2 separate regions of the Homo sapiens genome follow, and region 1 is linked to region 2. The links are chromatin loops, found by intact Hi-C in ENCODE. Cell type or tissue: MCF 10A. All regions are shown on one strand. Each heading gives the region's core, and the rest is flanking DNA. Links, peaks and the distances in the headings are about the cores only. Region 1 has its middle 150 kb from the start of CLINT1. Region 2 has its middle 230 kb from the start of LINC02227.

Region 1 (15,301 bases), core at 4,532-12,531, 160 kb before region 2:
TCTGGGCTATCTATTCTGTTTCATTGGTTTATGTGTCTGTTGTTTTATGCCAGTAACATACTGTTTTGACTACTGCAGTTTTGTAATATAGTTGAAATCAGGAAGTGTGATGCTTCCAGCTTTGCTTTTTGTCAAGATTGTTTTGGCTATTCAGGGTCTGTTGTGATTTTATACAAATTTTATGATTGTTTTTTTCTTTTTCTTTTTTTTTTTTTTTGAGATGGAGTTTCACTCTTGTTGCCCAGGCTGGAGTGCAATGGTGTGATCTCGGCTCACTGCAACCTCTGCCTCCTGGGTTCAAACGATTCTCCTGCCTCAGCCTCCCTAGTAGCTGGGATTACAGGTATGTGCCACCACCCCTGGCTAATTTTGTATTTTTAGTAGAGATGGGGTTTCTCCATGTTGGTCAGGCTGGTCTTGAACTCCCGACCTCAGGTGATCCACCCGCCTCAGCCTCCCTAAGTTCTGGGATTACAGGTGCAAGCCACCACGCCCAGCCTGTTTTTTCTATTTCTATGAAAAATGCCGTTGGAATTTTGATAGCAATTGTGTTGAATCTGTAGATTACTTTGGAAAGAATGGACATTTTAACAATATTAATGCTTCTAATCACAAAAGGTGATATATCTCTCAATTTATTTGTATTCTACAATTACTATGCCAAGAGTTGAAGGGTCAAAGGAAAAAGTGTGATATAGAAAGCTACTTCAGGAAGCTATCCAATAGAAAAACTTCTGTGTAATCATAGTATACACTTAAAAGATGTCCATCAAGACCTTTCATGTAATGGTAGAAAATTAGAACCCTTGGTATGCAACAAGATGAGAAAATTAGCATCCTAATGTCTTTTTGAAGGGGGATCATTAAATATGTTTGGTAGATTCATACAATGTGATAGTAGAATGTCATTAAAAGAAAAGAGGTAGATCTTCAAGAAGACCTTGAGAAAAAACATGCTCTAATGTGAAGAACACATGCTTCTGAACAATCTCTCTTTCATCGTTGTGTCTCAAGCTTCTGCTGAGATATTCATCTATCCAGTTTATCACTCTCCTTGTGATGACTTTTCCTGAGCTGTTTGTATTAATTTTGTCCCTAAAAGACGTTTTGTCAATAGTGCTGTTTGCTAAATATGTCCAGTTCTCACTCTTCTGGGTGCACGGTAGGATTTGGCCCTGTTATTATTACATGAAGCTAATACAGAAAGGCTGGGCTCCTGGCTAAACCCCACCCTCAAGCCTGGCACCTCAGCGCTAAGTGAAAACAGCTGACCCTGATACAGAGGGGCTGGGCTCCAGGCTAAACTCCACCTTCAAGCCTGGAACCTCAGCCCTAAGTGAAGACAGCTGACTCCATTTTTCCACCCAAATGATTGCCTGTTTGGTCTGCTACACCCCTATTCTGTGCACATAAAAAGACTTCAGCTGGCAGAGTAACAAAAAGAGGCTGATGCAAGTGATCAGGATACATGCTGCTGAGCATTGAAGACTATGGATAGACGTGGCTAACTTCAGACAGTGCAGCTTCAGGTAAAGATCACCTTCTTCCCACAGCATCTCCTTTCTAATTCCCCATCCCGCTGAGAATCACTTTTATTGCCCAGTAAAATCCTCCGCATACACTGCCCTTCAAAGAGTTCATGTGACCTGATTCTTCCTGGAAACCGAATAAGAACTCGGCTGTCAAAAAGGGCAGGTGCAGGAGGCTGTCACCCTGACCCTTCACTGAGCTGTTAACACTTAGCCATCCATGGACTAAACATTTAGTTGCTGGTGACACCCTCAAGAGCTCTTCCTCTCTGCAAAGTAAGTGGCAATGTTCAAGATGGCAGCTACTCCATCAGCTTGGGTCTCTGAGGGATTACAAGGAACAGAGTTCTACCACCCACTCATGATGTACATGTAACATGGGTATGAAATACGCTTTTGTTGTTTTAAGCCACTGAAATTTTGGTATTATATTGCAACATAACAGCCTATTCTGACTGACAATGTCTATGGTACATTCCATTATGATGTCCATTTATTCCTTTTTTTTTACGAAATCTTCCTCTATTGCCCAGCCTGGAGTACAGTGGTATGATCTTGGCTCACAGCAACCTCCACCTCCCGGGTTCAAGTGATTCTCTTGCCTCAGTCTCCCGAGTAGCTGGGATTACAGGCGCCCACCACCATGCCTGGCTAATTTTTGTATTTTTAGTAGAGGCGTCATTTCACCATGTTGGCCAGGCCAGTCTCAAACTCCTAACCTCAGGTGATCTGCCCACCTTGGCCTCTCAAAGTGTTGGGATTACAGGCATGAACCACCGCACCCGGGCCCATTTATTCCTTTTGCAAGGCCTGTTCAGATTTGCTGGCTCCCTTTATTGGTCTCTTAATTTCTATGTCTCTTTTGAAGGCATGAGAAAATTCATCTGTCCTTTCATACTACCCTTTATGCCTTCTATAGTCTATAGCTCACATGCATTGGTAGCATGCAAAATACTGCAAAACTACTGTCTCCCAGGATTCCAAGCATAAAGTAGGGCATAGATGTTATTTATTCCCAAATTCCCAGACTTATCTGGTGTGTATGTGTCTCTATAATTTCTTCACTTTTGGACTACAGTGGGAGGGACTGAATGCAGTGTTGCTTCCCAGAGATGGGGAATCTAAGGCCTATAAAATTCAAGTGCCTCCCCCAAGTTATACATCAATAAGTTATGGAACTGGGACTCAAACTCTTCGAAAGCTTCCATATTTCTTGCATCCCTTCAAACTCTTTGCCCTGCCCCAGCACAGAGAAGTTTTTCTCCTCTCTTTGTGTCAATGAAAAGGTAGCCAAGCAATACACCCCTCCCCAAACACTTGTTTATGTCAGGATCTTTGCTTTTGGAAGGTTAAAGCTGAACTTTATTTCTCATAGTGTTTCTTCTGTGACCATCCTTCCCTTCAAGAGTAAAGGTTAAGGTCTTGTTTGAACAGAAGAGTAAAAAAGGGGAAAACATCAACCTTCTGATACAGAGAAACAGAAATAAAATGAAACAGTCCACTGATTAATTCTTCAACATTTTATCTTGCCATAAAATGGACAAATAAAATGATTCGTCCTGCTTGGCTGGGTCTTGGCTCTCTTCCTATCTCATTGGTTGTTCCTTCTCAACCTCTTCCAGTCATTCCTCTCCACAACCTCTTCTTGGAGGGCCTCAGGCTATCTTTGGCTCTCTTATCAATCTCTACTTCTGCTCTAGGGATTCTTGTTCAATCTCATGGCCTTAAAGTACCTTCATATGCCATCAACTCCCAAGTTTATATCTCCTGCTCAGGACCTCACCTCTGAAGTCTTCTATTTGGCATCCTCATCTGGCTGTCTAATAGACCTCTCAAACCCAATGTGTACAAAACAAACTGTTGATCTTCCTCCCATAAACTTGCTACACTTACATATTCCCCAATGTTTCAGTTGCTTAGCTGTAAACATTGGTATCATTCTCGATTTCTTTCTTTATGCCATACCCTACATTCAAAACATCAACAAATCTTGATGACACTATCTTAAAAACCTATCCAGAATCTGACTACTTCTCACCCCTTCCACTTCAACCTCCCTGGTCCAAGCTGTTGTCATTTCTTGCTTACGTTATTGCAAAAATCTACCAATTGATCTCTCTGCTTCCAGTCTTGCTTACCCCGAAGAGCCTATTCTCAAACAGCAGCTAGAGTTGTCCTGTTGAAACATATAAGTTAGATTGTGTCACATTTCTGCTCAAAATTCCCCATTGATATCCCATCTGACTCAGTAGAAGCTCAAGTTTTTACAACAGCTTACACGGCCTTACCTAATCCACACTCCTGTTTCCTGGCTGACCTTCTTTCCTTCTCCTCTTCTGTTCTATCATTCTGCTGTAGACACACAAGCTTCCTCTCTGTTCCTCAAAATGCCAGTCACACCTGGAATGCTCTTCTCTCAGAAATCTGCAAGGCTTACTCCTTCTTTTCTGCTAAGTCTTTGCTGAAATGAGACCTACCTTGAACTTTCCACTTAAAATTGCAAACCCTTCCCGATTGCCTTCATTACTCCTATCTGTTATTTTCCATAGCACTCATCACCATCTAACATACCACATGATTCATTATTATATTTATTGTTTACTATTGGTCTCCCCAGAGTAGAATGTAAGCTCCATGAAAACAGATAATTTTGTCTTTTTTGTTCATTGTTGTTTCCATAGCACCTAGAATCCTGCCTACACATAGAAGATGGTCAATAATGATTGTAGGGTGATAAATGAATCAAAATTATCTAGGCTTGTTCTTCCCTGATACTTTTACTATTATTATTAAAATATTTTCCTTTTTTTTTTTTTTTTTAAATTGAGACAGAGTCTCACTCTGTCATCCAGGCTGGAATGCAGTAGTGTGATCTTGGCTCTCTGCCTCCCAGGTTCAAGTGAGTCTCCAGCCTCAGACTCTAGAGTAGCTGGAATTATAGGCATCTGCCACCACACCTGGCTGATTTTTGTATTTTTAGTAGAAATGGAGTTTTGCCATGTTGGCTAGGCTGGTCTCGAACTCCTGGCTTCAAGCGATCCACCCACTTCAGCCTCTCAAAGTGCTGGGATTACAGGCATGAGCCACTGCACCCGGCCAGCCTTCCTTCTTTTCTTAATGTTCTCCGCTGGGTTCATTCTATCTGAACTCTATTAGAACTGGTCTTCCATCCTTAGGAGACTTCTGTTTTCTCATATCCCAATGAGCTAGAGCTGTGCTTCTCAAACTTCAATGTACCCACATATTACCCGCATGTTTGTTAAAACGCAAATTCTGATTCGGTAGGTCTGGGTGAGGCCCGAAATTCTGCATTTCTAACAAGTGACACCATCACTGCTGCTCTGTGGGCCACACTTTGAGTAGCAAGGAGGAGTCTGTTTAAAATCTGTCTTAGCACTTTTCCTGCTGTTTTCTGGAAGCCTGGCTTGAATAGGGAGGGCTCTCGCCACCAGCCATATCCATTGCATTAAACGTTGGTATAATTCTCTATTGTCTTTTCCCTCCAATTTTATATTTGACTTATGTTTTTGGTTCTTCTCCCTGTTGCTTCTCTGGCTGTCAGGAGCTGGGGTTGTGCCACTGAAAAAGGGTTGCACGTGTAATTCATTATGATAATGAAATCTTTCATCATTGTGCAATTAAGAATGGGCATGTCTGGTTTTTACTCTGGGACAACAGCATGGAAGGAACTATTTAAATTAGTGAAAAAATATTAACAGTGAAAAATATAAGTAACACAGGGTTGCTGGTGAGCAAAATCCCATTGTGTGTGGCACATGTGTGTCTGTGCATGTTATGCCTGACAATGACAAATGTAGCAATTGTTCCCAGTGTTGATTTGCTGGCTGTCACCCATGCTGATTTCTGTCTGCTAGTGAGGTGGGTGTGGAAGGAGGAGTAATGAGAACCATTATGCTCTTCAAAGATCCCTTTCTCTATAGTGCTGAGAAAGGTCTTGGAGGCCTGGCAGGGATAGTAGATAAACATAGTAGCTAGGGACCTTGAGTTGATCATCAAAGCTCCCATTAGTGCAAGGGGTGGAACTTTCCTTAATAGAAATTACTGCAAATGGATATAGGAGTCATGGGGGTAATTGACTAACCAAGGCATAAGCATGTTTGCAGAAAGGAAAAGCCACAAAACAGTATGCCTTTGCCCATTAGCCCCAAAATAAAAGTGAGTGGCAATTGCTGGCAATCGATCTTGGACCAAGAGTAGAGCTCTTCAGGATGTCAAATTGCATGGAAATTATAACAAGGATGCTAATGTTTATTGAATCTGGTGGACTGTGTCGTTTATGAGTTGGGTGATTTTCCAAGAAATTGTAGTTTACTTATCTTCAGCTTTCTGTGGTTGAACCGTCTTGGTGATACACCTTGGGGGAAGCTGTCTTCTGGAGCTCCTTTGAGAATGCTCTGCTATTCTTTTTACTGCTGGATTTGAAACTTGACTCAGCTTGATGGCCTGGAATTTTACAACGTAAACAATAGTGCTACCCAGTCATGTCTCAACAGCCTTCTGATGGAGAAGTAGATGGAATGTTCTTTCAGGAAATCAACTTCATGAAGCTCAGCTCTATGCTCAAATGTGGTTCCCAGCCCCTTGGGTTGTGTCTGACTCTCAGTGGAGAGCCAGGTACTCTGATTCTTGTCTTCATTGGTTGAGGTGACTTTGATAAAGTTCTCTATCCTTGCTGAACCGGAGTCATGTCTCTCCTGAAGATGGGAAAACTATACTTAGTATGTTCCGCTAGCTTTGAGGATTAGGCATCATCATTTTTGGAAATCAGGGGCTTGGGGTTTGAACACAAAGCATTGATTTGGTATCGCCTCATGAAAACAACATATTTTGAACATCTAGACCTTTTTTGCCACCATTAAAAAATCCCATCCCTAGACCAACAACCCTGCATTAAGCAGCAGGCTTTGTGCACTGGACCCTGTACAGCTCAAGCTCTTTAAATATTTACAGTTGGAACCCAGATGTGGCAGGCCTCCTGGGGCTGGCTGGTGCTCAGACCGTTCCCTAAGGTCTTTGGGGCATGAACAAGAATGGAATTTTACTGAAGATTTCAAGAGAAAACAGGGAATATGGTTGGCATCATAGACCACACAATAGAAAGCTAATAAAGCTCTGTCCTCTGCCAGCCACCTGTCTCTTAATCCAAACAGCCTCTCAGGACTCTCCTGTCCAGGCTATTCAGCTTGTGTCTGTAACTTATATGCCCCATTCAGCTAAACCAAGCCCTGGAATTAGTCTTAGAGTGATCATCAAATGCCTCTTGGAAATCTCCTCCCCATCGAAGCTTCTGATTTATTCACCAAGTTAACTTTATTGAGGGTGGGTGAGTTCACCTACTAAGTAAAGATTTCCTCTATGTTGTTATATACCCTGTCCATTTCTATAGAGGACTGTGAACCTTTTTAAGCACTCCAGGTCTACGTGAAAACAAAACTGAATTGCATAGCCTAATACAAGGCATCCTTCATTTCGTTACTGATCATCCTGTTGCCTTCTGGTCTCTCCCTCAAGAGAGTCCTTCAGTCACCCCCTGAAGTAGGGAAAAATGGTTTTGTGTTCACCTCACCTTTCTTTAACCTGTCGGTAGCCCCCTTCCTGTTCCCCTGTTGAGCCACAACAGCTAGCCTTGTTCTTCCTGGAAGAAGTCACTCAGATTCTCTCCCTCTCCAGGATTTCTTCACCCCCACCCCCAGCCTTGCTGTGACACTTGAAAGGTGATAATGAATGACAATGATGTAATGTGTCACTGCTGCAAGGCTATTTGCATTCAAATAAGGACTCTGGCAGTTGCATGATCTGAACCCAAAAGAGTGACTCCTTCTTAGGGATAATTGCAGTCTTTGGGGCAGGCCAACGAAGCCAGGGTTTGGCCTAACTAACATTGTCTATGGATGCCCTTGCACCTCGGTGAGGGCTAGATGCACTGCGTGAGATGGGTGGATGAGGGAGAAGTGAAAAAACACATTTGACATTACAATATGATTCTATGTTAAATGGCTTGTATGAACTGCTCTGCAATCACAGGGTACAAATATCATCACATCTCTTTGACTACCGTGTCCGCTGCTATATCCTTAATGTTTTAAATAGTGCCTGGCACATAGTGAATGCTCAATAATTATTTGGGAATTGGATGCATGGATGGATAGATAGATGATTTAGTTTTCCAACAGATTGCTTAATCTCTTCCTCACAAACGGACTCCAAATATAGTTCTCTTGAGACTTCCAGTCCTGAAAATGTCTATGAATTCCAGGATATTTTCTTAATCTCAAAAGAACTGGTTGGGGCAGCCAGTCTTCTTTTGATACCAGGGGAATCTGGGGAGAAATCCCTATGCTGTCTCGGCTGTTTCTTTCTTGCTGCCAGAGGGTGTCGCTGGTGAAGCTGAATTCTGCACGGTCCCATAGGCTCGTTCATCTGAGAGGAGCCTTCAGTGGTTCTCCAGGGAGGACATTCCACTTCTTGTGGGCTAGACTGGGCCATGCGTACTGAGAGCTCTGGCTGCCAAGACATCAGATTTGATCCTCTCCTTGAGTTCAGGTGCACAGCCACATCCCAGGGCACAGGCCAACCCTAGGAGGCTGGTGCAAGACTAGTCTTAGCTTCCTGCACTCACAAACCCAGAATGCTTGACCCTCTTTCTGGAGATCATTCTCCCAAGGAAGCCTATTTCAGGGGTTCAAGGAGCATTTTCAACCCCTCCCCTTGGCGTGACATGGCTAGAAACTTCTTTTACTAAATAGAATCAGTAGTGGTAACAGTAGTAGTGGTAGTGATGCCAATTATGTTATGTGAGGCACCATACAAGAATGTAATCCTTACAATGATCCCATGATATAGATATTCTCATTATCCCCACTATAGAGATGAAGAAATCTGAGCACAAAGAAGTTATTTGCCCAGGGTTTCCACTGTACTAAAGAATGTCATAAAGATTAAGATACAGGCTGCATACTTTCAGAGTGTGTGCACCTAAATACTCCATAATGATTTTCACAGCAAGCCTATGAGATAGTATTAATGGTTCCATTTAACAGATGAGGAAACTGAGGCTTAGACACTCTCAGATGATTTGAAGCACTGTAGAAAACAGGATTCTGCTCTTGGACAACATAGAAGGATCATGTGGTTTATTCATACCTTTGGTAGCAAGGTACCCAGAGGCTATGGCCCTGAGATTCCTGCCCTTAGATGTGTCCCCGGTGTTTATTAATTGATCTTACAATAATGCATGGATGCAGATGCCCCCATTTGAGACCCTTCCTCTGAACCTTGCCTTAGAAGTATCACTAGGTAGAAAAGATCCCACTAAAACCCCCATAAAACAATAACAAAAACATCTGTCCAACCCTACTAAGGTCAGACATGAATATATCAGACCTTACAACACCTTGAGAGAAAAGGCTGTACCAAGATTTGAGGTCCAGCCTGTACCTTAATTCGAAATTGAATTTTCCCTCCTATACCTATAATTTTAATTTAATTTAAAACTGAGCTAAGTCTTTGGGGGCAAAGTGAGACAATTTCTTTCTCTGAAAGAGAAAAGGCATTTAGGAGAAAAGCTTTTTTTTTTTTAATTAAAATTTAAACTTTAGATTCAGGGGGTATATACACAGGTTCATTATAGGGGTAGATTGCATAATGCTGAGGTTTGGACTTCTATTGATCCCATCACCCAGATAGTGAACAGAGCACCCAATAGGAAGTTTTTCAGCCCTTGCCCCTCTCCCTCCCTCCCTCCTTTTGGAGTCCCCATTGTCTGTTGTTCCCATCTTTGTTTGCATGTACTCAAGGTTTAGCTCCCACTTATAAGTGAGAACATGTGATATTTGACTTTTGTTTCTGCATTAATTCACTTGGAATAATGGCCTCCAGCTGCACCCATGTTACTGTGAAGGACATGATTTTGTTCTTTTTTATGGCCAAGTAGTATTCTGTGGTGTATATGTACTACTTTATCCAATCCACCATTGATAGACACCCAGGTTGGCTTCGTGTCTTTGCTATTGTAGATAGTGCTGCTATGAACATATGAATGCATGTGTCTTTTTCTTTGTTTTGTTTGCAGAAAGGATCTTGTTTTGTCACCCAGACTGGAGTGCAATGGTGAGATCATAACTTGCTGCAGACTTGATCTCTTGGGCTCAAGTGATCCCCCTGCTTCAGCCTCCCTAGTAGCTGGGACTACAGGCATGTACCACCACGCCTGACTATTTCTTTAATTTTTATTTTTAGTAGAGATGAGGTCTCACTAAGTTGCCCAGGCTGGTCTTGAACTCCTGAACTCAAGTGATCCTCTTGCCTAGGCATCCCAAAGCATTGGGATTATAAGCATGAGCCACTACGCCCAGCCTCGTGTCTTTTTGGTAGAACAATTTATTTTTCTTTGGGTATATACCCACTGATGGGGTTGCTGGGTTGAATGGTTATTCTATTTTTAGTTCTTTGAGAAATAGGAGAAAAGTCTTGGAGGGCACCTTCAAAGCTTTGCTTCTAAAGGGCCCATGAGCTAATCCTAAACAGCAAAAGTGTGTGTGGCACTTCTCAGCCTTTATAAAAATAAGATCCCTCTTTGGGAAGCATAAGAAAAAATCCTACCACCAGTTCTCACCCAGTGATGCTGTATGCTGGGAATCTTATCCCTTTTAAGAGGAGATTCATTTTTTCTGCATCTTCGGAAACCAAGAAGATTGAGTTAAGTTTTACTGTCAGAAATTTATCTTGGCAAAGCAGATTTGCTTTCATTTTCTAAATAAAGTGTATTAACCAGTCAGAGAGATTAATTTAATGCTAGTGATTAAACTTGGATTTTTTTTTAAAGAAGAACCCCTGTAAGATTGTAAAGAATAACATAGAGTTTTGCTTAATGCTTGGCACATTGTAAGCATTTGATAAGTATTAGGTGGTACTATTCTTGTTATTGCTGCTATTATCATTATTAGCAGTGGAGGTTCTTGGCTGGCAATCCAATCCTAGCTGCAGATCTGTACTGTGAAAAAGAAATGGAGTTTAGTAATAATGCATATAAAGTGCTTTGTATAGTCTCTGGCACAAGGTAAGCATTTAGTAAACTCAAAGCAAATTTCTAAAGTGTAAATTTATTAGGGTAGGTTAAGTTGCTGTAAAAGAGACCCAAACTTAGTGACTCAAATAAAAGTAAATTTATTTCTCACTTACATTACAAGACCACATTGATATAGTTTGGATGTTTTGTCCCTTCCAAATCTTACATGAAATGTGATCTCCAATGTTGGAGGTAGGGCCTGGTGGGAGGTGTTTGAGTCATGGAGTGGATCCCTCATAATTGGTTTGGTGCCATCTCCAAGGTAATAAGTGAGTTCTCGCTCTGAATTCACACTAGATTTTGTTGTTTAAAGAGCCTGACACCTCCTGTCTGCTCACGCTCTCTCTCTCTCTCACTCTCTCGTGTGCGTGCTCTCTCCCTCCATCCCTCGCTATGTGATACACCTGTTCCGCCTTTGCCTTCCACCATGATTAGAAGCTTCCTGAAGTCTCACCAGGAGCAGATGCTGGAGCCATGCTTGTACAGCCTGCAGAACCAGGCTTTTCTTTATAAATTGCTTAGTCTCAGGTATTCCTTTATAGCGATGCAAAATGGACTAACCTCTTTTCTTTATAAATTGCTTAGTCTCAGGTATTCCTTTATAGTGATGCAAAATGGACTAACATACATGTGAATGTTCCAAGTGTTAGAGGAAACTTTTCAGACAATTTGGTTGTGAGCATGTACTAAAGTTTTATTATGATCATGTGTAGAAGGGAAATGGACCTGAGAAGTCCACCTCCGCAATTCACTTTTGGCAGGGACATTTTATAGGAAAAGAGGATGGTTAGATAATCATTGTTAGACTAGACACAGAAAGAAAAGAAAGTCTGGTTAAAGGTCACTAGGCTCTTGATTGACAGTTGGCCACTGAGTGTGTGGGTAATTGGGCATGTAGGTAATTGGTTTTCCAGAGCAAACCTTAATCCTATTAAAGTTCACAGAAAATTGCTTAAGCATTTTATCAGGAATGTTAACGTCTTAGAAGGTTGTGAAGCAAAAAGATTTTTCTCTCCCAGGTCAAATTTGCAACAATTTTTATTATGTTTTATTATGTTGCAAACCTGACCTGCCCTGGATCACTCTGCCCCATTCAGTAATTCAGGACCCTGGTTGATGGCAGTGCTGCCATTTTAAGTATTGGCTTTAACATCCTTCTCATCACTGTCAGCAGCCCGTGAGAAGGGGAAAAAGAACAGATCCAGCAACAGAGATTTCTTCTTAAGCAAGTGAGCCAGAAGTTATACTTCTATTCGTACATCACGGAGAGCTTAGTTATGTGGCCAAGAAGGTGCACAGAGGGATGAGAAATGCAATTCCTGACTGGTCACCCAAGTTCTAGCTGCAGAGCTTTTACTATATGTGAGAAATGGAGTTGGAAACAGCCAGTGGTCTCTGCCATAGCAAGGGTGTGTGCAGCCTTTTTGTTCCCGATGCCCTCCTGTAGCAGGAATTGGCAAACTGGCCTGCAGGCCAAATCGTATTCACAACCTGTTTTGTAAATAAAGTTTCATTAAAACCCAGACATGCTTATTCATATATTCTCGGTAGCTGATTTCATGCTACAATGACAGAATTGAGTAGCTGAGATAGAGAGCCCATGGCCTGCAAAGCCTGAAATATTTACTATTTGGTCCTTCGTAGAAAAAGTTCACCAACCCCTGTTCTAGAGAGGGTTCTGAACTGCCCACAAAAGTAGAATTGCTGGGTCAAAGGGTATGTGCATTTATAATTTTAGTAGATAGTGTCCTTCATACTTGCACCAGTAGTGTGTAAGATTGCCTGTTCTCCAGCATCTTCAACAACACAGAGAGTGGGCCAGGTGTGGTGGCTCACGCCTGTAATCCCAGCACTTTGGGAGGCTGAGGCAGGAGGATTGTTTGAGGCCAGGAGTTTGAAACCAGCTTGAGCAACATAGTGAGATCCCCCTCTATGAAAAATTGAAAAAATTTAGCTGGGTGTGGTGGTACGCTCCTGTACTCCTAGCTATATAGGAAGCTGAGGCTGGAGGATCACTTGAGCCCAGGAGTTTGAGGCTGCAGTGAGCCATGATTGTGCCACTGCACTCCAGTCTGGACAAGAGAGCAATACCCCTATCTCTAAAAACAAACAAGCAAGCAAACAACAGTGATTCTAAACTTTTCCATGTGGTCAATTTGATAGATGAAAAATGGAACTTCATTATAGTTTTAATTGTACTTATCATTAGTAAGGTTAAGCATTTCATATTATGACTGAAACTAATCATGCTTTAAGAGCATTTTTACTTTTTTTCTGTGGATTGTCTGCTTGTATCCTTTGCACATTTATTAGCAAATATTAAGTTGTTGATTTTGCATAAAATTTCTAGTTCTTTATGTGCTAGGGAATTAAGCCACTGTGATATTAATTGCACAAAACTACGTCTTTTTTTGGCCATGTATTCTTTTGACTTATGGAGGTTTTTGGTGTGCAAAAATGTTTTATTTTTGTGCAGTCAAACTTAAGTCTTTTCTTCCCTGACTTCTGATTTACATGTCATGCTTAGAGGGCCTTCCTCATTCCAAGATCATACAAACATTTCTTCTATTTTTTCTAATAATTTTGTGGTTTTCATTTTTTACATTTAAATATTTACTCCATCTGTAATTTATTTTGTTTTAAGTTTAGAGGAATGGATTCAATTTTTTTTCTCCATATGGCTACCCATTGTGTGAATGCATTTCTTTAATAACATATTAAATTTTGGTATGCTTTGGGGGTCTATTACTGGATTATTCCATTGACATTTCTATTTATGGGGCAGTATTATGTTGCTTTAATTAATGTAGCTTTATATTATATTTTAATATTTGGCAAGGCTAATTTTCCCTCATTGTTTTTTTTAAGTATAATTTTTCTGGCTAGTTTTACTTACTTATTTTTCCATAAGAAAATAGCTAAAAAATACTGCTGATAATTTTTATTTGGAGTGCATTAAATTTATATATTAACTTGGCGGAATGTTTGTGATGTTGATGTTGAGTTCTTAAGCATGGATGGAATCTACCTTTCCATTTGAAGAGCTTATTTTGTTTTAAAATTACCTTTTTAGTTGTTGACTGCATTTCTCTGACTGTGAGAAATTTCTGAGGCTGGACCACCTAATTAATTTCTTTCTTTTTTTTTTTTTTTTTGAGATGGAGTCTCGCTCTGTCACCCAGGCTGGAGTGCAGTGGTGCTATCTCAGCTCACTGCAAGCTCTGCCTCCCGGGTTCACACCATTCTCCTGCCTCAGCCTCTCGAGTAGCTGGGATTACAGGCGCCTGCCACCACGCCCGGCTAATTTTTTGTATTTTTAGTAGAGATGGGGTTTCACCGTGTTAGCCAGGATGGTCTCGATCTCCTGATCTCGTGATCTGCCTGCCTCGGCCTCCCAAAGTGCTGGGATTACAGGCGTGAGCCACCGCGCCCAGCATTTATTTATTTATTTATTTATTTTATTTATTTTTTTTGAGATGGATTTTTGCTCTTGTCACCCAAGTTGGAGTGCAGTGGTGCAATCTTGGTTCACTGCAACTTCCACCTCTTGGGTTCAAGCGATTCTCCTGCCTCAGCCTCCGAGGTAGCTGGGATTACACGCATGCACCACCACTTCTGGCTAATTCTGTATTTTTAGTAGAGGTGGAGTTTCATCATGTTGGCCAGGCTGGTCTTGAACTCTTGACCTCAAGTGATCAGCTCACCTCAGCCTCCCAAAGTGTTGTGATTGCAGGTGTGAGCCACCGTGCCTGGCCAATTCATTTCTTAAGCTGTTTTAAGAAAGTTACTGTTAAGTTACTGTTTTAATTGCTGAGATGTGACCTAGTCCACAAGTTCAGAAAATCTGGGAGCTAACCACTTGCTTGTCCAATTTGATCACTAGAGCAAACACATCTTATGGTAGGAAATGATAAATGTGTGGATTTTTACTGCCTTGCTATCTGTGTGTTTTCAGGTGATTGCATCACAGAACAGGGGCCAGGGAAGCATGACACAGTGGGAGGAGAATGAGATCTGGAGCACAGATCTGGAAAAAGTATTGGTTCAATCTCTGAACTATGGAAAATTCTTTCCATAGGTTGAGTTTTCAGGAAGCACCCTGTGAGCTGGATTTGTAAATCTCCGAGGCACAGGCAGTAGTGTGAAGTGAGCCGAGGAAGGGAGGAGGGCCGTTACAGCAAGTGCCATGGAACAGCTTATTTCTGTGAGAAAGTGGCTCAGTTGCTCTCTGGATCTCTGGGAGAAAGTGCAGAACGAGCCTCATAGTTGCCCCCCCTAAGGGCCAAAGCCTCTGGAGTATTTACCAACTCCCATTTGTCATTGAGGACTGCACCTGGTGCCATCAACCCCCAGGAACCTCTAGCTTGCCTTGAGCATGAGTGCAGCTATGATTGGCAAAAGCCTCAGGCAGAGAGTTGAAGACTCTCCCAGTTGGAAGTCATCATCTGCATGGAACAGTGAAGAAGAGGCTGTCTTAAAAGAAATGTAAATTTCTGCATCCTAAGCCACCAGCTACCAGTCTCTGCTGGAGGAGGATTAAGACAGTTAATTTTTGGTTATTTTATACAGTCTACACTGCTTTCTTAGGAAGTTCTGCCTTCACACTCACCTGAGTGGGTATGTCTATGTTCCACGCCTTAAAACTCTGTCTTCCGATTTTTTTTTTTTTTTTTTTTTTTTTTTT
Region 2 (15,301 bases), core at 3,406-11,405:
CTGGGATTACAGATGTGAACCACTCTGCCCGGCCTGGCTGTGGGTTCTTGATTTTCTTCATTTCTAAACTGAACATGGTAATTTCTCCCCAAACTATTTTGCAGAATTATTAGAGGTGATTCAAATCTCCATAAAAGTGTTTTGAAAACTGTAAAGTCTATACAGGCATAACACATTATTATGATTCAAGGTAGCAACAAAATGTCAAATTGGGAAGAGTAGTCCAGTATAGAGGTCAACTGGGCTGCCTCTTTGTCTTGATACAAGCTTACCTGCCTTTAAGCAATTTGGTAACATGAGTTGCAAATCGTACTCCAAAGCTCTCTAGGGGTGGTGGACACTCCACAGCTTCATTCACTTTTATAGTTGGGATGTCCTTATTCACACTTAACCTAAAATTTGCCTGTTGCAATGGGAGTGCTTATCTTTTTTTACTTTTGATACAGATGGAAAAAAGTGAGTCTAAATCGTCTGTAGTGGGATGTCCCTTTTTGTGCTTAAAGATCACTCTGAATGCCTCTCATTGACTTCTTTTCCTTAGAGCAGAGGCCCCTGCTCGAAGAAGTCACCTCACTTCCCAGTCTTCTCTCTTTTCCTTCAGTCATTTGAACTGTTCTTTGTGGATATTCATGGTCCAAGCCCTCATCTTCTGTCATAACCTACAGCCCAGGGATGAAGACACACCTGGCCCACTCATGGGAGAGAGGAGGTGTGGTTCCTGTGGTCAGCACTTGGTGATGGAGGAGGGACAGGCCATTTTGAGCAATTGTGTGGCTGGCTTTTGACTTTCTTAAGACCTAGTGGCAGTCCCTGGCCAGATTTAGCCTGGCCTTTGGCAATGGGAACCCTGTGGCAGGTGATACTTGCTGAGCAGATTAACTTTTCTAGTTTGATGCAGACAGACTCTGGGGCATGGCTCAGATAGGCCAAACTCAGAGCATGCTGACATCTGCATATAGAAGACATTTAATACATGATTCTGTAATTGCTTAGATAGCAGCCTAAGGTCAGCAAAAAGAATGCCAGAGAAACAGACAGAATTCCAGGGTGCTAGTTCTAGCCTTTGAAAAACAGTGTGACTAGAGCAACTTACTTGGCCTCTCTGAGCCTCAACTTCCTGATATGTAAAATGAGGACAATATCTGTTTTCTGTTTCACTGTATGACTTGCAAGGACTAGAAGAGTGCATGCTTATGAAAATGTAGAGGACAGTTTAATTTGCAAATTATATGAGGGCTTATTATTTGATGAACCATATCATTCAGTTTACTAAACAAACTTCTCTATTTTCTTGGGCAGCAAGGAAAGGAAGCATAAATTCTCAGAACTCTTAAGTGGCCAGAAATGTCATTGAGTCAGATTTCCCATTCAGCACCTGAAAAGACCACCAAGCAGAGATGTTGCCTTTCCATTGTGGAGACTCTGGAGCTTGGAGAAGTTTCCTTGTCTGGCTGGCCCTGGAAGGGTTGGGCTGGATGAGGTGTCTATCCCAGGTGGGGCTGAGCAATAATTTTTCAGCTAGCATTTTGAGTGTACGCCAGGCTGGTTAAGGGCCCACTGTCTTGAAAACTCTCTGAAGCTACAAAAATGGCTCTGACACTTAGTCTGTATTCAAGAACCTTCCAGAGTTGAACCATTTCTTCATTCAACAAGCATTTATTACGCTACTGTGTGCCAGGCACTGTGTGAACAATCAGGATGCCATGGTAAACAAGACAGATACTGTCTCTGCTCTCATGGAAGCTACGCTCTATTGGCTGTGGATGGGTTTTAGGGCAACCATGAATTCCTTGAAATTGGATATAAAATTGTATGTGTTTGTGCAGTTTTTTCTTGGGGAAAATGTTTGAACTTTTGATTGAGTTTTCAAAGGGGCCTAGGACCTCTCCAAAAAGGTTAAAAGCCATAGTCTGGTGGGAAAGACAAGCCATTCACATGAAACATTGACTACAAGGCAGAAAGTGACTTGTAGAATATACCGTGGGGATACCGAAGACGGAGGGATTCTTGTCAGCTGGACTGTTTGGGGAAGACTGCCTGGAGAAGGATGTGTTTGACCCGATCCTTAACAGATGAACGAATGCAGTCCAGCATCTGTTTATTGCATAACTCCTGGAGGAAACACTCATATCAAAGTCTGTGTGAATTGTGCCACTGGATCTGAGCAGTGCATAGCTTATACAGCCATACATGATGATCCTGAGGTGGTTGGGGGAGAGAAACTGTCTTTGTGTCAGTGAGTTATGGAATTTTTTTTTTTTTTGGACAGAGTCTCGCTCTGTCACCCAGGCTGGAGTGCAGTGGCACGATCTTGTCTCACTGCAACCTCCGCCTCCCTGGTTCAAGCAATTCTCCTGCCTCAGCCTCCCGAGCAGCTGGGACTCCAGGCACACGTGGCCACACCCGGCTTATTTTTTGTATTTTAGTAGAGATGGGGTTTCACTGTGTTGCCCAGGCTGGTCACAAACTCCTGAGCTCAGGCAATCTGTCTGCTTCGCCCTCCCAAAGTGCTAGGATTACAGGTGTGAGCCACCGTGCCCAGCTGAGTTATGGATTTCTTGAGCAAGTTATCCCTACTGCTCTTTATCCCATATCATGCCAATGGAATGGAAAGACCAACAGGAATAGTAAAGAAAAACTCAGTCACATTACTGCTTGTGGAGCAATCTCAGTGTGCATATAGGATCCATTTTCTTATTCTTCCATTTGATTCCTTGAAATCCTCATATGCCTTATTAAAGGAAGCCCAGACACTTCCACTACCCCTTAATTACCAAATACCCCAGGGCTTTGCTGAGCCCAAAGGGTGGTCAGTCTTTATTGGACACACACTGAGGAGCCTTGGACCGTGGCCAATCTTCCAGAGGTATAGTTTCTCACTGGCTCACAGTGCAACTGGTAAAGTTTAGTCCTGTACCATTCCTGGGTGAGGCTTCAGCTTAAGTCTTATCATGGTTGCACCAGGATCTTACTCCCTCTTGGCTCACCCTGACTTGTTCATCTGTCTTCTCAAGATGACGTTGTCAACAGCAGCACTGGCTGAGGCCTGGGTTCAAAGTCCACCCCTTCATCAGCCTACAATGTTTAGCCTTCTTCCTCGTCTCTGACTCCTTCCCCTGGGCTGGGGCTGCTTCTTTCTTCAACTCTTACAATGCAGACAGCTTTCTTATATTCCTATCTGAGAACAATTGAGTATTCTCACATCTCTGTTTTGAAGAAAGTTCCCTTTAGTGATTTAACTGTGCCACAGCTAGTAACTTCTCTCATTGAGGAGTAAAAGACTTAGCCCAAGCTCAGCCTCTCATAGGCAGTTCTTGGATAGGCTCCCTGTCTACACAAAGATTTCATACACAAGGCGGTATAATGGGAATATCATACTGCCTTGCCTATGAAGTAAGGCATAAGTTTGGATTTGGAAGGTGCATTAGACCTGTGACCCTGGGGTGTTTATTTAACCCTCTCTGAGCTTTAGTTTCCTTCTCTCTAATATCTTTGTGTATTATCAACCTCCTAGCGTTGTTATGCAGTATATATAAGATGATGCATATAAAGCTGTTGGCAATGTGCCTGGCCTAGAGGTAGCCTTCAATAAATGTGATCTAGAAACAGTAGTAGAAGAGGAAGAAGAAAAAAAAGAGGAAGAGGAAGGTGAAAATTGGACAGGTTGCTAGAATGGAGGAAGCTGTAGAGACCCAGGTGGACAGCTAGCACCCAAAATCACCCTGCTATTCCCCTGTTTTATGCACCAGCACCTTCCATTTCCTCCTTCGTTTAAAAGCAGAGGAAATTGCAGCCAAAGCTTTCCCCCAGCTCCAGGCACATGGATGCCAACCCCCTTCACTGGGAGCTTTTACGTCCCAGCTTTCTCAATAGGTGAAATTCCTTGGATGCCCTGAGCAAACTCTATCTAGCTATGAGGCCTCAGCTATCCCCAGCTTCCAAACACACCCCCTCATTCTCCTTTCTAGGTCCACCCAGGAGCCCCAGACAGCTTCCTTCTCAGCTTCTTATGGCTGGCCTTTCCCCTTTGTGCCTGGAGGCACTGGTGGCTCTGAGCCTTCTTTCCCTTAGCCCTGTTCTGCCAATGCTCTTTGAGGGGAAATAAGAGAACTCTTCCCAGTAAACTTGGGATCTCCAGTGGGGTGTTCTGGATCTGGCCAAGTGATGGCCTCAGGAATTTTGTAAGAGGCGGAGGCCTGTGTTCTGTGATCCAGCTGTTCCTGGTCCAGACAGTGACCCTCTGGGGTATGCTTTAATGAAACTTGGCATTTGAGCTCTTCTTGGCACCCACTGGGCAAGGAAAGAGTGATGTGCTGTGACTCTAATCTCCCAAGTAGAGCATAGAGGAACCCAGAATCCTCTCTGCTTCCTTAGCTGTAGGCAAGCTGGACTCAAGCAGGCACTATACCTACACCCTGTATCCAGTTCTGAGCAGGCATTGTTTGATGCCTCAGTTTCTCATCTGAGCAATGAGGAAATCAGTCCAGCTGTACCCCAAGATAATTAAAAAGTAGCTCCAGCATGTCTAGGGGTGGGGAAGATGACTACCACCCTTGTCCCTCACTGACACATCAATGTGAGCTCTACCACCTACTAGTTGCATTACTTTGAGCAAGTTACCGCTTTTCCAAATAGGTTTCCTCATCTGCAAAATGGCAACAGAATGGTTACTTTGATAAGATAACGCTTGCAAGCCCTTGATACTGTGCCTGGCATGTAGTAAGTGCTGTGTAGCATTTGTTACTGCTATTATTATTTGTTTGAATAGCTCTTTCAATTCCCCAAAGTTTTTTCACACCTCTTATTTAAAACTTCAAGCTTCATGGAACATCTCTGCAGGAAGGCCATCTCATTTAACGTTAAAGAAGTGGAGGCACAGAGAAGTAAGGTGACTTGACTGAGGTGACACAGGAATCCAGGGTCAAATCAGATCTTCTGACTCCTGAAGGTGTTCCCTCCTGGGATCAGGAGTTCCATCTGAGAGTAAATCCAGGGACTTCCTCATCTCCGGGTACAGCCTATATTCAAAGTTCACACAACAGGCTTTGCTCCTCCCTTCATATGTTGATTCCTTGAAGACTTGTGGCAAAATCTTATTCCTTCTTTAAGGTTCAAATATTATGGACTCTGTAAAGAAACTTCTCTTGATCCCCAGGTTGAACTAATCCTTCCTTCCTTGTACTTTGAACAAGTATCTGATTTGGCACTTATTACATAGCTAAATTGGAACTGACCATGAACTCTGTGAAGAACAATATATTTGTACTCCAACCTGTTCAGACTAGGTGCACCCTAATTGTCTGTTGAATTAATAATACCAATAATAGCACGAGTAACTATGATCTTGTTTAACTCTTACAAATATGAGAAAGGTACTGTTATTCTCCCTACTTTTCTGATGGGAATACTGAGGTTTAGAGGAGTTAAGTAACTTGTCTGAGGTCACACAGCTAGAAGGCAGTGGGACTGAGATTTGAACCTAGATATGATCATCTCTAGAGCTGAGTTCTTAACCAGTTCTCCCATTCTTCCATAGCCATTCACATGGAGCTTTTTCCTCCAGGTGATAAACACCTACCTCAAATGTTCCCTAGAAGCTGGTCTAGGTGAAACTGCCAAGACGGATGAGTAGAAGGGAGTTGGAGATTTCAAGCTGAGTTGGAGCAGAAGAACCTGAACCCATGTCTTTGCCTCTATATGGAGTTAAGAGGCAAATGTATTCAACGTTTCAAAGTATCTCTTCCTGAACAACCCCATGAGTCAGACACATACAAGTGTTGTGGCATGTTGGACAGCCTCTGAGAAATGGTACTTCTTTTCTTGTAGCTGACCTTTTCTGGGGCCTGTGAGCCAGCTGACCTTTGCATATCCCCTCACCTGCAATGGCTAAGGGATAACTCTTTAGTAACCACTCTTTGCCTGTCACTTGCATCAAGTAAATGGAAGTTGCCAAGGTTCAGCCGTGATCCAGAGCCTGAGTCTCACTAGCTGACATTAGGGTGAAAAGTGCATATGGAGAAATACCAGTAAGAACTTCAGTGGGACTGAAACTATGGATCATATGTAATGGGGAGTTGGGCCTTCTGGGTCATAACGGTGCAAAGAAGAGGCCTTTTCTGAAAGCCCTTGGAGCAGGTCACATATATATTCAGACATCCAGAACATCAGCATGTCCCTTAACCTAGTTTTCTCATTTAAGTTCAAGAAAGAAACCTGATTCCTGCTCAAGGCTCTTATTGCAAAATCTTAGAACTGGAAGGGACTTCGGAGATGACCTAACCCGACAAATATATAATATTCATCTTTCTACTGTCCAATCCTGTGCCCATAGCAATGGCAGCCATTGCTAATGGATGACAGTGTTCTCTCTGGAAAGGCCTAAATGCAGCCTCAGAACCCTTTAATGCCTAGTGATCCAAGCAACAGTGGAGTTGACCACCAACTCCAACCAGGACCTTCAACGTTTAGCTTCGCTCTCTTCACATGCTTCCTTCTTGGGTCTGTAGGATGAGGGACTTGGGGAATCTCGCATGGGCAATACAAGAATTTCTGTCTTCATTTGATGTTACCAGGAGCAACTGGAGATCTTGGGAAAAAGCAAATAGGTCAGGAGATATGAAGTTAGGGTCTAGTCTTGGTATTGCCACAAAGGAGCTGAGGGATCATAGGCAAGACACAAGCTCTCTGGACCTCAGTTTTCCTCATCTGTAAAATGAAGGGCTTGAGAGGACTACACAATGGCCCTGGGCCTTCTTTCAGAAGTGTGGCCTTGGGATGTTTTTGGTATGTTGAGATATATAGTGCTGATAGATGTTCCCTGCTCCTGAGAGGCAGGGTCTATGTTGTGCACATGCCCTACTCCAGCAAGGGCAAGCATGGGACCATCCCGCTGCCCCTCCATACTCCCATGCCTGTAGCAGACATTGACAGTCATTCACAGCACTCTTTTCTGCCCCATATGGATTTGATCTTAGAATCCTTCTCACTCTCTTTGGCAAGGGGTCTGAGCAGCCACCACCAACTGATCAGAGTTTGCAAGAGAAAAGAAAACCATCTGCCATCTGTTATGGGCTGAATTGTGTTCTTCCAGAAGTTGATGTTGAAGTCATAAACCCCCACTATCTCAGAATGCGGGCATATTTGGAGATAGGGTCTTTACAGAAGGAAAGACGAAACCGTGATAGAAAAAGGAAAGAGAAAGAAAGATTGCCACTTAACTCCAGATGGAGCCTAAGCCATCCTCTAGACTGCTTTGGGAAATTCTATTTTGTTTTGCTTTGGAAAAAATCACCTGAAGGCTGGGCGCGGTGGCTCACGCCTGTAATCCCAGCACTTTGGGAGGCTGAGGCGGGCGGATCACAAGGTCAGGAGATCGAGACCATCCTGGCTAACACGGTGAAACCCCATCTGTACTAAAAAAATACAAAAAACTTAGCCATGTGTGTGGCGGGTGCCTGTAGTCCCAGCTACTTGGGAGGCTGAGGCAGGAGAATGGCGTGAACCTGGGAGGCGGAGCTTGTGGTGAGCCGAGATGGTGCCACTGCACTCCAGCCTGGGCGACAAAGCGAGACTCCGTCTCAAAAAAAAAAAAAAAAAAAAAAAAAAGTCACCTTAAGTCCCAAGCATCAGACGCAGACTGTTGGCTCACCTAGAACGTTCTAGCTTTTTCTAGGAACTAAGGCCACAGATGGAAACAAAATCAGGCACTGGAGAAATAGGGGTGATTGGAAGACACTTAAATCTTCAACAAGGCTAAAGGGTTAAATCACATTTTTTCAGACCTGTTGGGGTTTGACTGGCTGAGACTTAAAAAGAGAAGCTGGGAACCAGGGAGCCTGCAGCTGGGAAAGTTTTTCTTCTCGCCTCTCAGCTAAGGGTCTGGCATTTCACCTGCTAGATGGCGCTGTCCTCTAAGGAAAGGCACCAGCTCAGCTTGAATGGGGGCTCAGTCAAGGAAACAGGGAACAACTAAAGTTGAAAAGAATTGATGGGCGGGAGTAGAGGGGATGGAGGCAGCCCTTTCCCCAGCAGCAACATCTCCTTCTGTGGTAGTGGCTCTTGTTCTCTTTATAGCTTTTATTTTGCAGTGTGGGAGTTTTGTATACTTCATCTGAAAAGTTACAGGGCCTTTGCTCTGAAGGAAAGTGAATAAGAAAATGAGCATGTGTGTGTGTGTGCGCACGTGTGTGTTTTGTGTATTATTGTCAGGAGGCAGGGATGGTCATGGAGGTCCCACCCCAAGGCTGCAACCTACAAATGACACGTCTCAGCCCTGGTCTTTGGCCTTGACTTACACCAGATCAGTGGGAAAAAGAAACAGTAAGTCCTTTCTCTATCCTGCCTGTAGAACCAGATGCCTGGGACTCTTGGTGGCTTTGCTCTGAAACCTTCTAGCTCAGCTCCATTTAGGGGCAAACTGCATGTAGGCACTGAGACCTCCGTTTCCGTGCAATTTTATTGTTAGACTGACAGGCTGGCTCCTGGTCTGCATGTGAAATCAGGGACACAGCCTGCAACTACTCCCACTCTATCAGCAGCCAGAAAGAAGGAAAACAAAGATAAGGGGAGGGGTGATGGGGGGATGGAAACCAGGAGGGGACCCATGAGGGAGGGGAGGGAGGAGCAGAGAGAGGAGACAAGGGACAAAGAACAGAGGTGAAAGATGAAGGGTGTGGGGAAGGGAGAGTGGGGCAAGGATGACCAGGTGTCCAGAAAGGAAGAAAAGGGCAATGGGGAGAGGCCACTGGGAAGCAGAGAGGCCGGCAGGCTGGCAGAAGTGGGAAGAAGACACAAGTGAAGGGAGGGGAGGGAGGCTTCCTTAAGCAAACAGGAAGACAGGAGGAAGGGAAGTCTAGTAATTAGGGAAAAGCTGACCAAAACCCAGAAAGGAGGAGAAGACTACTACAGTAAGGAAGCTGCAGAAAAGCCAGGCAGGAGATAGAGACAAGGAAGCTTTGAGGCAGGAGGCTCTGGAAACAAGGGAGGCAGAGAGCAGAGCTGAGCTAAGAAAGGAAAAAATCCAGGAGAGGGAACCAGGAAAACAACACAAATGAGAGTGAAGGAACAGGGAAAGAGCCATTAAAAGAATGCTTACCTTATAGTCGTAAAAACTGGAATGTGTGTGTTTTGGCCTGCGGCCATTGTCCAGGAAACACAGTGTGGCTTTTAAGCAAGTTGTGGAGTGGCGGCATCCACATGTTAGTAGCTCGCCCTGGTCTGCTGCTTTGCAATGCAGCTGTGCGGAGCTGCCCTCTTGTTGGCTGGCAGCCTGGTGCTGGGGACATCTGATGGGGTCTGCTGTTTGGACAGAGGGGCATGCCTGCTCCATTTATGGTGCTCCAAGTTCAGGCATCAACATCTTTTCCAGGACAAGAGTTGAGATGTGGTCCCTTTGAGGATGTTTCTCGGAGGGACTGTGGTTGAGGTTCTCAGAGGGCAGAGGGGGAGACATGGTTAAAGGCCATAGAGGGTGGAGATTTAGGGAACGGCCTCTGGAGTCTGATGGCCACCATTCAGTTCCTCGTTTTATCAATTCACTGCATAAACTAGCTCATGTCACTTCATCTCTCTAGACCTCTCTGGGCCTCAGCAACTCATCTGTAAAATGGGGTCGCAATCATACCTGTCTCATAGGGTTCTGTCTGGTAAGGCTTAACTGAGATGATCATGTGTCTATCAGAGTGGCTAGCTCATATTAATGCTCACTCAATGTTAGTATGCTTATTGCTGTTAGTGTGATGTTAGCATATTAAATGTTAGTAGGATTCTGTGTATGATCATTAAGGACTATATAACTGTATGGGTGTCTGTGTGTGTGTTCTGGGGGACTGGTCCTTAATGCAGACTAAGGGGCTTAGATTTGAGGATATTTTATCATGAGAATTATCTGTGCAAAGCATTGTTTGGGAAAATAAATCCAGTGGTGACACATGGGCTTCTCTGGGGAGCAGGGAGACCATTTTGGTGACCAGAGCATGCATGAGAGAATGGGGTCCTGAACTAGGGGACATGGGTGCTAAAAAAGATTTAAAGGGCATTTTGAGAGACACCCCAAATCCAAAGAACTTTATGATTGGATGGGTAGGTGGTAGGAGAGGGAAATTTGACTCCAAGGTTTTGAGACCAAGAACAGGAGTAAGAGGGAGCTCTCAAGCTAAGAATGATTTTTACACTTTCAAAGGATTGAAATAAGCCAAAAACAGAAACAAAGGTATATGGCAGAACTGGTATGTGGTCTGCAAAACCTAAACTATTTACTATTCAGCCATTTACCAAGTTACCTCACCCCTGGTCTGGCCCAGGGACTCAAAAGACTCTGCCCCAGAAACAGAGAAGTCTGGAGGGATTTTTGACAGAGTGTCCCCCAGAAAATCAGAGTGATGGGACTAGCGCTGGAGCAGGATTGTACGAAGAATACATCAGTTTAAGAGTCACCTATTCATCCAACAAATAGTTTTTCAGTGTGAGCTGGGGAGATAGATCCGCTGTGACTTCTGGCTACTTGTGATGCCGGCCAAGTTATCAACCTCTGTAGGTCTTGGTTTCCCCACTTGTAAAATCAAGATAATAACAATGCTTACCTCCTGGATTTTTTTTTTCCTGTGGGGGGAGGAGGACTAAGTGCAATATGACATGTAAAGCATTTAAACAGTGGCTGTCACACACCTGCAATAAACATGAGCTTTTACTATTATGGAGGACCTAGAAGCCCAGAACTAGAAATAAACATGGGCATTTGCAAACCTGCAGTAAAAGACGGATTTGTCCGGGAAATAACAGTAAGCAAATATCAGTTGCCATTATCATCATCATCAATAGGATTACTCCTTTGCTGTTGTTAGAACTTCGGAGACTTGTCTTGGGATCCCACTGCCCTCATCTGTAAAGCACTTGCTTTATTTAGATTCCTTCCAACTCTGTCTTTTAATATTTTTAAATCAATGTCCTTCTTCTTCTGCATTTGCCTTCCTCCCTTCTCTCTCTGCAGTTACAGGCAGGCTTAATTCTCTTTGCCATTTCTGACAGCCGAGTCATCTCACCTCCATCCTCTTAAAAAACCCCAATCTTGTAAGGACTGTGTCTATTTTTCCCCCTCCCCATTCCTGGTGCCTTCGATGCCTTTTGCAGCCCCTCCTCTTCTGGGCCACACTTCCCAACAAAAGGGTGGTTCATTTTTCATGCAATATTAGCCAATGTCACCCTCCCAGGCGTTTGTCCTTATTTCTCTGAGTGTCGGAAGTTCTCCTTCTTCCCACTAGGACTTTCTGAGAGTGTGGAGTGGGTCCCAGAATTTCTAATCCTCCTGCTGCAACTGAGCCCCTTCCCACACTCAGCTTAAGAAAAAAGAAAAAGAAAAAAAGAAAAGAAGAAAGGCCCACGCGGAGCGAGGCATGCAGGCCTGGCCCAGTGGCCAGGCTGTGTTGGTGCTGGCCGTGTACTGCACCCTGCCAGTCCTCGCAGCTTCCTTGAGGGGCCAGGGATGGGAGAGAGATTAGGGCCATCAAGATAAGGCAGAGCATATTCAAACTGGAAGCAAAAAAGGGCTGTTTTTCCAATAGTAAGTAATCAGGGAACAGGAGGATGTAATTTGCAGATTAGGAAAGTGAACAAAGAACATAAAATTAACTTTATGGCAAAGAGGAGCATGGTCTGTTTGAAGAAATAAACCTCCATAAAGTATTACTGTTGATAAAATCGGACTGTTGATTTAAACTAAATAGGAAATATGACCAAATCAGCGAGAAGAGCGGGACTCAGTGGAAGTTGAGGTTGAAACTTCAAGGAGGCATGGAAGGCTGGGATGGGCCTGGGAGAGCTGACCGCTTGGTGTGTGTGTGTGTGTGTGTGTACGTGTGGCCAAAGTGAGGACACCTGTGCCAGGGGCACAGCTAGGAGGGCTGTGCCTTACCAGGATGCCTAAACTGCCTTTGTGTAGGGATTGTCTTTCTTTTAAAAGTGGCCTTCAATTCTAAGAACTGGTAAAAGGCAAATATGCTATTGCACAGATGCAATCACCCTCTTGCTTTCTCCTCCTATTTTTACTTCTCAAATACTCACAAACGCACACCAGAAACACCAGTGACTCTCCCCTCAAACACCAGCACTGACCTGGGTTCCAAAGCAGAAGAGTCCCTGAGAGATGCCTTTGATGCCGAGGTGATTGGAGCCAGGCTTCTACCTGCTTTTATCACAGACAGGTTGACCGGATTAGGATAATACCTCCGCAGTGGGCAGTGAGCAATCCGGCTCTATGCTGTGAGAAATGCTTTATTACCTAAAGCAAAGCCTTCTTGGCCTCACATTGACCGGGATGTGAGACTTTTGTTGTTTCTGTTGTCTTTGACCTGCTGACGCCAGACTCTTCCCAAGGATTGAAGTTCAGAGAAGCATCCCTGCCTAGCAGTGTGCCTCAGAGTCTTTATTTACCACTCCAGGCATTCTCTCCTCTTTTTTCCATCTTGCTCTGGGCCCCTGGAAACTGCATCATGGGAATCCCTCACCTTCTGGCTTTCCCTAGGGTTCAGCTGATGGGAGGCACCAGTAAAAGACCATGGGCACAAGGAGAGGGAGAGGTCTGTGTATTCATTCCCTCCCTGCCAGGTTGTGGCCGGCAGTGGCTTTCTCTACCCAAATTCAGAGCTTCCTTTCAGCTATAGCTACAGCCCCAGCTACAGTGCTCTCTGGGGTTAGGGCCCCAGTTTTGTCACTTCAGGCATTGGGTAGTCATGGACCCACTGATGCTGCTGCACCTTGGATGCTTCACAATCCTTTATTGCTTCCTTTAAATGGGCCTTCGCATCTAAACACTTCCTTTGTTAAACTCTCCTCTAATGCCCCCATTTGAGTGTGTCTTCCTTGAAGAGTCCTGGTGGATGTAAGTGATGAGAGCTCCTATGTGGAAACCAGAAGGCCTGGGCTGCAGCTGAAGACCTGTCACAAGTTCACCGTGTGGCCTTGGGCAAGTTGCTTCTCCTTTCTGGACTCAGTTTCTTTACCTGTGAAATGGAGGTGGTGATTAGGTGACTTTTCAGCTGAAACATGCAATGATTCTGTTTTCACTTGTGGCATAGTGAGCAGAGCTTTGAAAGAAAATAAACATGGATTTGAATCCTGGCTCTGACACTGACTAGGTATGTGACCTTCACCCAGGTACTTACCCTCTCTGAATCTTGGTTGGCATTATTAGTAAAACAGAGACAATAACCTGTTCCTTGCAAGTTTCAGAAGAGGATTGAATGAAATGACATGTGTGAAAGCAGCTAGAGCAGTTCCCATAAAACAGGCATCATCCAGTCCACTTGGGAGCCTTTCTCTTCTTTGCCGGCTGTCCTGGTGGGAACATGCCAGCATGAGGGACGAGAAGTTTGTTGGCTCCAGAGGTTCCCATTTGTCCCATCTCTAATACTGCTTATTTATTTTGCTGACAGCTCAGCCTGCAGACTCCTTTCCTTTATCCTTTCCAATCTGTTTGGTCCTTGCAGATTTCTCACTGGAGTCATTCCTTTAAAAGGAGAGTGGGATTGTGGTTCACCGAGGGAGAAAGCCAGAACATGGTGCTGCGTGGCTGGCCTCCTGTTCTGACCAGCACAGGGGTCTCTTTCAGCTCAGCTCCCTAGGACATTTGATACATTTCAGGGACCTTAACCTTTCTGCTTTAGGCAGATATCACTTTTATAACAGAGATGGGGCCCAGATTTTTCATGGTAATTACTTGGACCTAGATTTTAGGCCAAAAAGAACTCTCACCCAACTAGTCCTGCCCGGCCCCAAACTTGTCAGAAGTGATTGTGTACAGAGATTTTTTTTTTTTGAAGGATATAGAGAGGGGGCCAGGCATGGTGGCTCACGCCTGTAATCCCAGCATTTTGGGAGGCCGAGGCTGGCGGATCACTTGAAGTCAGGAGTTCAAGACCAGCCTGGCTAACAATGTGAAACCCCATTTCTACTAAAAATACAAAATTAGCCAGGTATGGTGGTAGGCACCTGTAATCCCAGCTACTCCCGAGGCTGAGGCTAGAGAATCCCTTGAACCCAGAAGGCGGAGCTTGCAATGAGCCCAGATCATGCCATTGTACTCCAGCCTGGGTGACAGAGAAAAACTCTATTTCAAAAAAATTTTTTTAACACTCTAAAAATATACTTTATATACTTTTTGTATATGAAGTGGGACTCTTGAAATTTTTGCTTAAAATTTCAAAATTTAAGTGTGTGACCTGCTGATAGGCCCAGGTGTGGACAAAGTCATGAGTGAAAGGAAGTTTATCAGTAATATTCTTCCATTCACACTCAGTGTCTTCTTCTTTCATTTCAGCATCTCAGTCTGCAGAGGCTCAACATCTGTAGCTGCCCATAGTTGGCTAGAGACCCCTTGCAGTGACTTTCAGGGTCAAAGTGGGGACCCACAATTCCGTCCCCATTGAATATAAACATATCTGCCTTATGTCTATCAGTACCCACTGAATACTCCAAAGTATATCCATCTTCTATCCATCTAGCCATCCTCCTATGCACAAAATGTTGTAGGCTTTCTATAGTAATTTCAGAAAAAGTATCAGTCACAACTCCAGGCTTAAAAAAAGTAAAGTGTATTTGCATACTCCAAACAAATAAAGATAAAATGTTCTCTCACAATATCAGGGCAAGCCAGGAACTAAGTGCCCAGTAGTGATAATAGGCATTGTTGAAGTTCACAGAAATCAGAAAGCACAATGTGGCAGATAACAAAGACTGATTTTAGAGAAGAAATGGAGAAATTTCTTCAGTCTCCTTTAAGTTCTGAAAAATAATCAGGCCTTAAAGGATGAGTAGGGTTTATGTGCATAGAAAGAAGGAGGAAAGCCTATGAGAGACGGCATGGGGGATAGGAGAAATGACAAAGGCTAGGAAATAGAAATCTGAAAGTAGACTGGTTTGGCTAAAGTGGAGTGTTTGAGAAAGCAACTAAGGTACGACTGGAAAGATTGGTTGATGCCAACCTTTCCAGGGAGAAGCATCTAGTAGAAGTATGCAGAATGACTTAGGCTATGGGTGTTTGCCTTACTTGTCAACTGATTCATAGATTCATTCAACACGAGTTGCATGAGGTTTCTTGTGTGCTTAATTCACTGGACATGACTTGGTACTGTTTATTATTATTATTATTTTTTGAGACAAAGTCTCACTCTTTCGCCAGGCTAGAATGCAGTGGCATGATCTCGGCTCACTGCAACCTCTGCCTCCCAGGTTCAAGTGGTTCTCCTGTCTCAGCCTCCCAAGTAATTGGGACTACAGGCACTTGCCACCACACCTGGCTAATGTTTGT

Evidence for each region. A loop is a pair of places that touch in the nucleus more often than their neighbours do. Peaks named below come from ENCODE experiments on the same cell type or tissue, not always from the same donor. Only the 100,000 strongest peaks of a DNase experiment are listed, where the experiment ranks them.
Region 1: it touches region 2 in a loop (10-fold over the local background); 4 of 110 quality-filtered maps call a loop at or near these places.

The regions. Positions count from the first base shown.
Region 1 is chr5:158,006,195-158,021,495 of GRCh38, forward strand. No RefSeq gene overlaps it. Among named protein-coding and RNA genes, the nearest start is that of CLINT1, 150 kb to the left of the region's middle. In MCF 10A, for the core only: a CTCF peak has its summit at 7,919 (motif pointing right); a DNase peak (open chromatin) is centred at 7,957.
Region 2 is chr5:158,167,218-158,182,518 of GRCh38, forward strand. No RefSeq gene overlaps it. Among named protein-coding and RNA genes, the nearest start is that of LINC02227, 230 kb to the right of the region's middle. In MCF 10A, for the core only: a CTCF peak has its summit at 7,918; a DNase peak (open chromatin) is centred at 7,894.